Regions from separate parts of the Homo sapiens genome. Here all the other regions are linked to region 2. A link is a contact called in ENCODE Hi-C or POLR2A ChIA-PET data. All regions are on one chromosome and are shown on one strand. Each heading gives the region's core, a stretch centred on a gene start or an enhancer-like site at or near the end of the contact. The rest is flanking DNA. Distances are from core to core; before and after follow the strand shown.

The links. Hi-C counts contacts between places; a loop is a spot of excess contacts on that map. ChIA-PET counts read pairs that join two places held with the same protein, here RNA polymerase II (POLR2A). Pooled maps may share reads with other maps.
Region 1: a loop to region 2 is called in a pooled map, with 8 times the contacts of the local background. The contact joins the promoter of SELENOW here to the promoter of CALM3 in region 2. A Hi-C loop is called at or near these places in 4 of 50 pooled maps. POLR2A ChIA-PET finds 5 or more read pairs at or near these places in 2 of 52 experiments (T-cell and activated CD4-positive, alpha-beta T cell).
Region 3: a loop to region 2 is called in a pooled map, with 6 times the contacts of the local background. The contact joins the enhancer-like site here to the promoter of CALM3 in region 2. A Hi-C loop is called at or near these places in 1 of 50 pooled maps. POLR2A ChIA-PET finds 5 or more read pairs at or near these places in 2 of 52 experiments (GM12878 and MCF 10A).

The regions. Positions count from the first base shown.
Region 1 is chr19:47,776,985-47,780,902 of GRCh38, reverse strand. It overlaps SELENOW (selenoprotein W), which reads right to left and starts at 2,200. Exons shown (of 6, transcript NM_003009.4): 1 at 2,089-2,200; 2 at 154-178; 3 at 1-39. The coding sequence starts at 2,117. RefSeq lists silencers at 1,903-2,042, 2,053-2,312.
Region 2 is chr19:46,599,404-46,603,554 of GRCh38, reverse strand. CALM3 (calmodulin 3) reads right to left here and starts at 2,225. Exons shown (of 6, transcript NM_005184.4): 1 at 2,118-2,225. The coding sequence starts at 2,120. It also overlaps the pseudogene PPP5D1P. RefSeq lists enhancers at 663-732, 2,461-2,960 and a silencer at 2,191-2,330.
Region 3 is chr19:45,441,325-45,445,392 of GRCh38, reverse strand. It overlaps a transcript of ERCC1 not described here. Among named protein-coding and RNA genes, the nearest start is that of MIR6088, 6.7 kb to the right of the region's middle. RefSeq lists a silencer at 924-1,123. Within about 2 kb of position 1,837, at least 36 of the 41 ENCODE cell types and tissues checked have a DNase peak (open chromatin) inside an H3K27ac peak, as active enhancers do.

The DNA.
Region 1 (3,918 bases), core at 951-3,450, 1.2 Mb before region 2:
GGGGAACTCATCTTCTAACTTCTTCTTGAGCTGAAGATACTGAAAACGCGGTGAGAGGTCACAGCAGGGGTCATACCAGTCAGCCCCCTCCCAATATGCACTCTACCCCTCCCCAGCTCCCAGGAATGCCCCCCGGGCATCCACTCTGCTTACCTTGGACTTGTAGCCTCAAGCGCCACTGGTAGGAGAGTCCAAGACATTGGGGCCCAGGGGAGAGAGGGAGAAGTGGGGGATCGGGGAGAGGAGGGTAGACACAGGCGGTGTGGGGAGAGAGCAAGATGGGGCCAGGAAGAAATAAAGAGGAACACAGATGACCAAGCAGAAGAGGTGACAGATGCCCTCAAGAGAGAAGACAGGCACCAGCCAGGCAGAGTTTTGGGACACAGCACAGGGGGTGGCGCGGGGACACACAGAGACACACAGAAAACCAACACCAAGCAAGAGACAGAGAAGGGGGAGGGGAAAAAGGGGAGAGAGGAGACAAGGAGACCACAAATACGAGAGACGGGGACGGGGGAAAACCAGGAGAACTGGATTAGGAGAAGAACAGCACACGTAAGGTCCCCACCCACTCCCTGTGCCCACCACCCTCACCCACAGCCCTCGCAGCACTCCAAGGAAAACCCTGCGGCTCCTGGATTCTTACACCACGCCCAGCTAATTTTTGTATTTTCACCATGTTGGCCAGGCTGGTCTCGAACTCCTAACCTCAGGGGATCGGCCCGCCCCAGCCTCCCAAAGTGCTGAGATTACAGGCAGGAGCCACCGCACCCGGCCCCGCAGCTCCTAGATTCTGAACACCTTCCCAGTCCCCAGGGTGAAATACAGGCTCACCCAACCCCCACAGCAGGCTATTTCGGGACTGGAATCTGGTGTACAGGCCTGGTAGGCGTCTCAAAATGTCACTCTTGCCTCTGCTTTGTCGAGCAGGCAGAGACGTTGGAAAGCTGCCGACAAACCCAGGTTCCAGTTACCCCTGTCACCTGCAGTCCAGACTTGAAGCTACTGACCTGCCCCCACCCCAGTCCCAGCCTCAGTTTTCTCACCTGTAACATAGAACTAAAATTCCTCTCTTTAATTTACTTTTTTTTTTTGAGACAGAGTCTCGCTCTGCTGTCCAGGATGGAGTGCAGTGGCACGATTTCAGCTCACTGCAACTTCCGCCTTCCGGGCTCCAGTGATCCTCCTGCCTCAGCCTCCCAAGCAGCTGCGACTACAGGAGTGCGCCACCATGCCCGGCTAACTTTTTAAGTTTCTGTAGAGACGAGGGGGGGGTCTCCCTGGGTTGCCCAGGCTGGTCTCGAACTCTTGGGCTCAAGCGATCCACCCGCCTCAGCCTCCCAGTGTTTGGATTACAGGCGTGATCAACGGCACCTGGCCTAAAATTCCCCTCTCTTAAGGGATTCCTGGGAGGATAAATTCATTGAACACGTATTTATTAAATACCTACAGCATGCCACACAGTATTAGGTGCTGGGGAGTGGAGAGAACGTAATTTATATCCTATCCTATTATACCCTTCCTGAGACTTGCAGAAATTAAGCGTGTTCGGTATTGACACAGAGCCTCCCTCTTGCCACAGACGGAAAACTGAGGCCAGAAAAGGAGTGGGGTTCGTGGCCAAGGGAACCCACTGGGCAGAGGCCAACAATTCAAGTGCTTCTGAAACACAGGCTGAGACATTCTCGAACCTTCTGGGCTCTCACTGTCCCCACCCCGCGACTGTTCGGGATATTGGGGGAGGGGAAGCCTTAGGGTGGAGGAGCCTTAGGTCCCTTTACAAAGCTGACCCCCAGCCCCTTCCCCAGCGGAGCCCCGGAGTCGGGGGTTCGAAATTGACACACACTCGTCTCAGCCCCACCTTTTATAACCCGAGATGCCCAGCGTGTCACAAGTCGAAGACGGGGCCTAGGGACGACCGCCCTCTGTTTTTCGCCCCTCCGTACGCCCACCCCACCCACATACAGGGGCTCCCTTTTCCCATACAAGGGCTCCCATGGGTCCTCTCCCCGGGGCTCCCTGACCCCGGCTCCGAGAATCGGGTCCCGGCGGGGGTCGGGGACGGGGGCCGCTGGCCGCTGGGCTTACCAATAAACGACTCGGACGGCGAGAGCCATGGCTCGGGGCTGCCACATCCGCTGAGGAGCGGACGCCCGGGCCACACTAACCTCCCACCTGGACGCGCTAGGTCTGCGCGAGTGCGGCGGGAACCTGCGCAGAAAGGATGGAGCCTCGGCTTCCCCTGGCGCCAACCAATGCCAGGGAGGGGCGGTGGGCGGTGGGCGGAGAGGCGCCAAGGCGGAGGATAAGGAACCCGCGACCCGCCAGCCCGAGGCCCCCACACAAGTCTCCTTCCCATCCTCCTGTTGGGCTGGAGAGAGTCTCGATACAGGCAGTCCCCGGGGGAAGCCCTCCGCGCGTCCCCTCCCAGGTCCCCCCGGCCAGAATGGTACGGCCCACGGGGGCGGTGATTTACGGCTGGCCGCTCCCAGCTGGACCCGGAATCAGCCTCAAGGGTGGTCTTTTCACTGCGTGGGCTTGGGGACGGCGCGGTGGGGACAGAAGCAGGGCGCGATTCTTGAGTCCCTCACCTCCCCTGGAGAGGGCGAGGGGGCGAGAGGGGAAGGATTCGGGGTAGACCAGGTGAGGGAGGAGACAGGGAGTTGAGGGGGAGGTTTTCAGGGAGCGGTCCAGGGCCCACAGTTGCCTTATAAAGACCTGCAGCCGCAGGGCGCGGTGGCTCACGCCTGTAACCCCAGCGCTTTGGGAGGCAGAGGCAGGAATTCAAGACCAGCCTGGGCAACATAGCCAGACTGCGTCTCTACAGAATAATAATAATAATACATTAGTGGCTGGGTGCGTTGGCTCACGCCTGTAATCCCAACACTTTGGAAGGCCGAGGCGGGCGGATCACTTGAGGTCAGGAGTTCAAGACCAGCCTGGCCAACATGGAGGAACCCCGTCTCTATTAAAAATACAAAAATTAGATGGGCGTGGTGGCGCGTGCCTGTAGTCCCAGCTACTCGGAAGGCTGAGGCAGGAGAATTACTTGAACCTGGGAGGCGGAGGTTGCAGTGAGCCAAGATCAGGCCAATGCACTCCAGCCTGGGTGACAGAGCGAGGCTCCACCTCAAATAAATAAATAGATAATAAATCAGCCGGGCGTGGTGGTGTGTGCCTACAGTCCCAGGCTACTTGAGAGGCTTAGGCAGGAGGCTCGCTTGAGCGCAGGAGTTTGGAAGCTGCTGTGAGCCGTGATTGCACCACTGCACTCCAGCTTAGGCCACCAAGCAAGACCCTCTCTAAAAAAACAAAAGGCCTGCTGCGGCTGGGCACGGTGGCACATACCTGTAATCCCAATGCTTTGGGAGGCCGAGGCAGGAGGACTGCTTGAGCCCAAGAGTCTGAGACCAGCTGGGGCAACATAGCAAGACCCCATCTCTACAAAAACTTTTAAAATTAGTCCGTGTGGTGGCATGTACCTGTACTCCCAGTTACTGGGGAGGCTGAGGTGGAAGGATCACTTTAGCCCAGGAGTTTGGGGCTGCAGTGAGCCGTGATTGTGCCACTGCCACCCCAGCCTGGACAACAGAGTAAGACACTGTCTCGAAAAAAGAAAGAAAGGAAAAGGCCTGGCCAGGCACAGTGGGTCACACCTGAAATCCCAGCACTTTGGGAGGCCAGGGTGGGTGGATCACCTGAAGTCAGGAGTTCGAGACCAGCCTGGACAACATGGCAAAACCCCGTCGCTACTAAAAATATGAAAATTAGCCAGGCGTGGTGGCGCATGCCTGTAGTCCCAGCTCTTCGGGAGGCTGAGGCAGGAGAATCACTTGAACCCAGGAGGTACAGGTTGCAGTGAGCCAAGATCACGCCATTGCACTCCTGTTTGGGCGACAAGAGCAAAACTCAACTCCA
Region 2 (4,151 bases), core at 976-3,475:
GGACAAGAAAAAAAACCATGAGGTGGGGGAGGGAAGAGGGTGTGATTTCTCTGCCTTGCCCCAGCCCCCAGCCAATGCCAGAGAGCAGTGTTAGATGAGATCAGAAACCAAGGCCAGGGCCCCTCACCCGGGCCAAGGAGGAGCCACAGAGCTCAGGCCAAAGTCCAAGGCCAGTTACCAGTGACTTGTCCCACCTCTACCTTGCTGATTACAAACAGAAAGAGAAACTAGTTGTGGCCAAAGCTTGGGTCCTATTCTGGAGGTAGGGGGCCTGCTAGTGCTTCAGGGCCCCTTTTAGCCAGGTTCTGCTGGGGGAAAATGGGGTAGCGGCAAGAGGAGCCATCAGGTCTGTGTCAGCAAGTATGAGATCTGATACACAGCAGCGGCTGCCTGTTCTCCCCAGCCTTGCCAGGGAGGATGGCTGCACACGGTTCCCAGGCTCAGCCTGGTGGGGCTGTGGGTGTTGTGGGTGGCAGGGAGTAGGAAAGAACTAGTCTGCTGGTTTTCTCTCAAAGCCCTGTGAATTAACAGACACGCTCAGCGAGGGCCCTGAATGGAACAAGTGGCCCTCAGGCCGATCAAGGGGTCTCCCCAGAGGCACTCTCTGATCAAGCTCTGCAGCCCCCACCCCGAGGGCACGGGAATAGGCATCTGATTGTCACTGACGCCACACTGTACTGCACTGTCATTTGGCACAAGTGACGAGGTGCAGCATGGTGCGTGGGGCTGGGGATCATGAGAAAACCGGCGCTCCTGCTGGGAAAAGGCAGTGCTCTTGGCCTGAAAAGGGCAGCGACAGAGTGAGGCTTCTAGGCTTGAAAAAGCTGGCTCATTCGAGGCACCCCAAACTTTGATCTCCCATCCCCATTTCATGAGGCTTCAGTGCGCAATAGGGGCCCGAACAGCTCCGCCCACCTGCTCCCACTGCCCCGGTGTCTTCCACCCAGCCGCGTTCTTCCTGAGGAAGGAGGACGGTAGAAAAGCTTCCTCCGGGCCCTGCAGCCCACTCCCCATCCACACTGAGCCGTCTTTGTCCTGGCCTGTCCCTGGAGACTGGCAGGGTGCTACCCACATCCACCCCCAAACCTAGGCCCCCCTGACTGCCATTCATTTTCTCCTTCCACCTCACCTCCCAACCACCCAAGCCCAAGTCCTCCCCCACCCCTCACCTTGGAAATCCATCTTCTCTTGGACCCAAACACAACACTCCCACCCCGTTAAAAAAATTCTGTCTTTCTAGAGCAACAGTCTTAACCCACTAGTAACCTCGGAACCTTTTCTAGCTACTTCCAAATTAACCCCAAGGGTCCCTGTCCCCCGACTACTGGCGAGCCCCACTCTCACCATCCCTTTTCACCACCTCCACGACCCTGATCCTTCTCCGTCCCGGAAGCCTTCAAGAGTATCTTCTAATCTCCGCTGCCACCCACCCCAGGCTCTTCCTCCCATAAGCTTGCACCTCACCCTCCTCCTCCTCTGCAGTGCTGGGCTCTGGAGACCACCCTCCCCCACCCTCCCCCACCCTCGGGAGTCTCATCTGTAGAAGTGACCGCCCATCCTTGACCCTCTCCTCTGCTCCACAGGAGCCCAGGGGTCGCCCCTCCCCGCCCGGGCCCAGCTACCCTCCACCACCCCATCCAGGAGCAGCCCAGCCTCCCTTCGTCCCCCGTTCCCCGCATCCTCTCAGGACCAAACGCCTTCATCAGGGCCCGAATAGCTCCCCTCCCCAGCCCATCTTTCTTATTTCGTCCCCTGGGGTCCAAACACCTCCATCCTGAAACCCAACGCCCCATCCTGGGTCCAAAATCCTTTTGAGGGGTCCCACTGAGGGTCCCGATCCTCCATCCGGGGTTCAAATGTCCCCTTTAGGGGCTCAGATACCCATTTGTGGACTTAAACATCCCATTTGGTGCTAAAGTCGCTTCTGGAAACCTCTGGTGATCCAGACGTCCCGCTCTGGGTTCAACAGCCCCCGACAACGCGGGTAGAAAAGGGTCCCGAGGCTCTCGCCGGGCCCGGACGCCCCCCACTCTGGGCTCTGTCGCCCCCTCAGGGGTCCTGCCCCGTTAAGCCCGCCTCAGAGCCCGCAGCCTCGGCGACCCCCCAGCCTCACTCACCATGGCGAGGCCCGGGGTGTCCGGAGCACGGGGATCAAGGTTCCTCCGGCGGCGGCAGCAGCTGCAGCAGTTCCAGCTCCGCCGCGCGTCCGCGCCTCCACACTCACTGCCCGCAGCGCGCGCCGCCGCCGCCGCCGCCTCCCGCCCCAACGGTCCCTCAACGGCCGCCGCGCGCGCCCCGCCTCGCTCGGCCCCGCCCCACCCGGCCCGCGCGCCGCCGCACTGCGGCTCCCACGGATCCCTCCGCGCCCCGCTCCACACCTACGGGCCCGCGAATCTCTCGTCCCCACCCTGCACAGGAATTGGGTTTGCCGCCGGGCGCGCGCGCGCTCGCTCCCGTCGCCGGACTACTTTCCCTCGCCGCGCGCCCCGCCTCCCGGGCCCACTTCACTTTCTTCGGCGGAGGGGCACAGCTCGGCGGTGCGTGACGCGTCCCTCTGTGAGCCGCGTCACTATTGGGCCTGGCCCATGGCGGAAATGAGAGCTTGGCGCCCATTGGTCCGACCTTCCCTGCAATGCGTCAAACTGGGGCGAGCCACTGCAAGGTGGTGGTGGGTAAGTCTGAACTCTGTGGCCGCGTGGGGCTTTGAGGAGTAACGAGGCGAAGGGGGAAACGGCGTCGCCGTTAGAGAAGCAAATACGTCGTTTCTGTGGCCAGGAGGTGGTAAAAAGGCTGGCGACAAATGCAGAAGGGCTTTCTCGGCTCTCCCCTTTAACCGACGGACGATGGTTCAATCCAAAATGCTAGGGTTTAGAAGCTCCGCCCCTAACTGGGCCTTTGGAGGTGGCGGGGTCTCCAAGGTGCCACCTAACGCTCAGAGGTTCCGCCCTCCGTGGTCTTGTCTCTGCGTCCTAAGACGCACTCAGCCGGTGGGCGGGACCCCTGGGCCCGCTTCATTCTTGATCCGCTCAGGGTCTGTGAAATTAGGACCATCCCAGGACAGCCTGTGGGAACGGGGTATTCATTCAGTCATTCGTGCTATAAGCATCAATTAGGCGCCTGCTGTATGCAGGGACCTGAGCTTGGCTGGGCTGGGGAGACCATACTCCCCAACCAGCCTCTCCAGACAGACGACCTCTTTCCTTATTCCAGTGTTCCAGCCATAGGAGGAAAAAGAACTGAAACTTTGTTTATAGGAGCTCAGAAAATGATCACCCCTGCCCCCTCCCCCGTTTAGGATAGGAGCTGACAGTCTCCTGCGTGTCCCCTCCCCACCATGTTGATGGTTAAGAGATGGGCAAACGAGTCAGGCTGGACCAATCATTATGCTCCACCTGGAACAGAATGGAGACTGAACCAATGAGAGTCCTTCCCTGGGGTTTGGATCTGCAGCCTGGGCACAAGAAGCCTTTTCCTTTTGGGTGGGTCCTTCCCATAGATTCTGACTATGGTCATTTTCCCACTCTGCCCCCTATCTTGAGGAACAAAGTGTCTAGAGAAGAAGAGAAAAATAAAACTGACACAGTGGAGAGGTAAAGAAGATGGCCGGGCGCGGTGGCTCATGCCTTTAATCCTAACACTTGTTACTCAGTCTCAAATCTCATGTTAAAATGTGATCACCAATGTTGGAGGTGGGGCCTGGTGGGAGGTGTTTGGGTCATAGGGGTGGATCCCTCATGAATGACTTGGTGCTGTCCTCACGGTAACAAGTGAGTTCTTATTCTGTTAGTTCACACAAGATCTGTATTTTTTTTGAGACGGAGTCTTGCTCTGTCACATAGGCTAGAGTGCAGTGGCATGATCTTGGCTCACTACAACCTCCGCCTCCCAGGTTTAAGCGATTCTCCTGCCTCAGCCTCCCAAGTAGTTGGGACTACAGGCACCCACCACTACACTTGGCTAATTTTTGTATTTTTAGTAAAGACAGGGTTTCACCATGTTGGCCAGGCTGGTCTCAAACTCTTGAGCTCAAGTGATCCGCCTGCCTTGGCCTCCCAAAGTGCTGTAATCACAAGAATACAACCATCAGGAGTGCCTCAAGGGAGAAATATCCTCTGAGAATAGCCACAGACAAAGTGGGGAGGTGGGACTAC
Region 3 (4,068 bases), core at 588-3,087, 1.2 Mb after region 2:
CTTGTTCAATACTGCATTCTCACAGTCTTTACCAGTGCCTGGCGTATAGTAGATGCTCAATAAATACCTGTTGATTGGGGCAGGTGCCGTGGCTCACACCTCTAATCCCAGCACTTTGGGTGGCCAAGGTGGGTGGATCACTTGAGGTCAGGAGTTCAGACCAGCCTGGCCAACATGGTGAAACCGTGTCTCTACTAAAAATACAAGAAATAGCTGGGCGTGGAGGCACAGGCTTGTAATCCTAGCTACCTGGGAGGCTGAGGCAGGAGAATTGCTTGAACTCAGGAGGCGGAGGTTGCAGTGAGCCCAGATGGTACCATTGCACTCCAGCCTGGGCCACAGAGCGAAACTCCTCTCAGACAACAATAACAACAACAACAAAAAATCGGTTGAATGAATGAATGATGAGTGTACATGCCAGGAATTGTGCTACAAGCTCTGGGTCTGCGAATTCACTGAATCGTCAGAACAGCCTGATTTGCTAAGCGCTGCGTATTAATGTCCCCATTTTACAAATACAGAAACAGAGTCAGAGAGGGGAAGTCCCTCGAACTGAGTGCAAAGGTCCTGAGGACTAAAGATGGATTATTCTGCCATCAGGGGCGTCCCTGCCGGCCTCGGTGTTGCCCGTGTGTAACTGCATTATTTCTGTGCTTATTTCTGGGCCCCGTCCTTGTTCGATCTGTCGCGTGGTCTTTCCTTATATCTCTGCGCCCCGACAGTTCCCTGTTGCTTCGGCCTCCACGCATGTCTCCGAATTTCTTGCTCCGGGGCCCTGATCTCTGTATCTCCTCTTTGCTGCGCCTCAGTCTCCGGGTTTCTGCGCCCTGAGGCCTCTGGGGGCCAAGGCCGAGGGTTTGGCGCGCAGGCCTGGGTGCTCCGTCCCGGCCCGGTGGCCTCCTGACCGCCCAGCCTCATCTGGCGGCCCTGGGGCGGGGCGGGGCCTGTTGCCTGGAGACCAGTGTTTTGCCGCAGCAAACTGGGTCTCTGGGCCACCGCGGGGGGGCGGCCTGGGAACCCGCGCCGGGCGTGGGAGCGCGCCCGGGAGGGGCGCGGGCCGGCCTTGGGCCTAGGGGCGGGGAGGGGCTCCGGGGTGGGGGGCGAAGCGGCTGGCTGGGGGAGGGGGGGAAATGGGGAACAGGATTTGGGGAGATGAGGTAGGGACATGGGGCAGTTCGAGGAGACAGGAGGGAACTGCGGGAGGCTGGGATTAGGAGGACAAGAGAGTGTATTGGGGTCAGTTGGAGGGAAGCGGGTGAGTCGGGGGCTAGGGAGGGCTGGGAGATATTGAGGAAAGCTTGGGGGAGCCCGGGGAGGGGATTGGGAGGGCCTGGGCAGGATAGTGGGGGTAGTTGAGGGGGTGGGAAGAGGGGCCCGGTATGGATGAGTGAAGGAAGGACCGGGGACACTGGAAGTTTAGGGGATTCGGGAATTACAAGCGATGAGTGTGAGGGCAGAGAGTTTCGGGGGGCGTTGGGAAGGTGTGAAAGGACGGGGTACGGGGTGTAGAGGAGAGAGGTTTGCCGGTTCGGAGAAAGAACCGAACTGCAGGGCCACAGGAGGGTAGAGTTGGGAGGAGATAGGATCCCCAGGGAGAAGGAGGCTAAACCGGGCCGGAAACAAGGGTGAATCAGAAGAGGGGGAGCCCCTGCCACTTCCAGGTTCCTGCGGGAGGGGCCCTCCTTGCCCATTGTCCCCGGCCCGGCCAGGACATCCGGCGACTTCCCTCGGGACGCGACGACGGGTTGTGTAACCCTGCCCGGCCCGCCTGCTCCCGGGGGCGGGGCCTGAGTCTGGACTCCCGGGTTCCTCTCCGCCCCCATCCCAAGGGAGACGCCTGGGTCGGGATCCTGGGGGAGCGGCTCGTGACGTCACAAGTGGGCGGAGTCCACCAACGGCGCGAACCCGTTTTCTTACTCACTGGCGATCTGGGATCTGGGACCCAAGGTGGGGAGGGGTGTTCTTAGCGATCCCCTTGGTTGAAGCAGCCCAATGACCGCGAGGGTAAACTGAGTCCCAGACGGTGCTGACCCTTTTCATTCGATTCATTCATTCAGTAAGATGTATGGAGCGCCGGCTGTGTCCCAGTTACTGCCTTAGGTGATGGGGACACAGCAGTGACTGATCCTTGCAGCCCCTGGGCGGACCCCATCCCAAACTGAGTGTGACTGACTACAGCCATACCTCCTTGGAGCCTGGCCTCCTTCACTAGACAAATCAATAAGATGGACCCTCACATCCAGGCAGCTGGGAGACCCCTCCCTAGTGCAGAGGGCACCACACATCCCTCAGCTCCTGAGTCCCTGGTCTGTGTGTGACTGCATCTCCCCTTCCTCCCCCGATGGCCTGTCACTTCCTCTTATCTTCATCCCCCCCGCGGGGCATGACTAGGGATGCTGGTCTTAAGGCAGTTGGCAAATCACTCAGACGTCATAACTAAGCCGGCTGTGCTATCACCGAGATGTGTCCCTGAGATGTCATTAAGCAGCCTGCTTCTTCTATACATACCTCTGGGGTGCTGTGGGTCTGAGGAGGGGCCACGCCCTGCTGCTGGTGGTTCCTCAGCCTGCCAAACAGAGTTATCTACTTCCATCCAAGCCCTCCATCAGAAGGTTCTGGAAGATGCCTTCCTGGCTACCCTTAGTCTTCTTCCAGGCAGCCTTCCTTGACTCCCCACCCCTGTCACCCTCCCTGGGATTTGTATCCTGGCCTGAACCTTGCCTCTTTGATCTCATCCACTTCCTTGCCTCAACTTTGAAAAGCCTTCAGAACCGGGCCCTCAAAAGGACACATCCTTGCACCTCTCCAAGCCTCAGTTTTCCCATCTCTAAAATGGGCATAGCAATGGGGTCTGGCCTACTCACTGAGTGCTGAATGATTCCAGCCACTTCATTTCTGTGATGGGCTTTGCATAGGCCAGGGACATCGTGAGAGCTCAGTGAATCCTACTGGCCAAGATACATAAAAAATAGTTAATATTGAGAAGTGGGGATCAGAGTGGGAGGGAAATTTACTTTTCCAAGGTATACCCTTTTGTAGTTACCAAAACTTTTTTTCTTTTTCTTTTTTTTTTTTTTGAGACAGGGTCTCTGTTGCCCACGCTGGAGTGTAGTGGTGCCATCTCGGTTCACTGCAACCTCCACCTCCTGGGCTCAACCGATCCTCCCACCCACCTCAGCCTCCTGAGTAGGTGGGACCACAGGTGCATGCCACCACACTTGGCTAATTAAAAAAAATTTTTTTCCCAGAGATGAGATCTCACTATAATGTCGAGGCTGGTCTTGAACTCCTGGGCTCAAGCAATCCTCCCACCTCGGCCTCCCAAAGTGCTGGGTGGGATTACAGGCATGAGCCACCGCACCTGGCCTCTAAACAGTTTTCAAAATTAAAAAAAATAAAATAAAAAAAAAGTGCTGTGCACAGTGGCTCACACCTGTAATCCCAGCACTTTGGGAGGCCGAGGCAGGCGGATCATGAGGTCAGGAGATCGAGACCATCCTGGCTAACACTGTGAAACCCCGTCTCTACTAAAAATACAAAAAATTAGTTGGGCGTGGTGGCATGCGCCTGGCCTGTAGTCCCAGCTACTTGGGAGGCTGAGGCAGGAGAACCACTTGAACCCAGGAGGCAGAGGTTGCAGTGAGCCGAGATCCCGCCACTGCACTCCAGCCTGGGTGACAGAGCAAGACTCCGTCTCAGAAAAAAAAAAAAAAAATTAGGCTGGACGCAGTGGCTTACGCCTGTAATCCCGGCACTTTGGGAGGCCGAGGTGGGCGGATCACTTGAGGTCAGGAGTTTGAGACCAGCCTGGACAACATAGTAAAACCCCGTCTCTACAAAAAAATACAAAAATTAGCCAGGCTTGGTAGCAGGCGCCTGTAATCCCAGCTACTCGAAAATTTTAGAAGTTACTTAAAAATTACCATCTCTGCACTGACTCTGAAACTTATCTAGGTATCTTCCACCCACATTTCACCTCAGGGATGACCCCCCCGCCATCCACCCTGCTACCTGGGTGGAGACCTGGGCCTCAACTGGGTATCTCTCCCACCCACTGCAGGGTCAGGG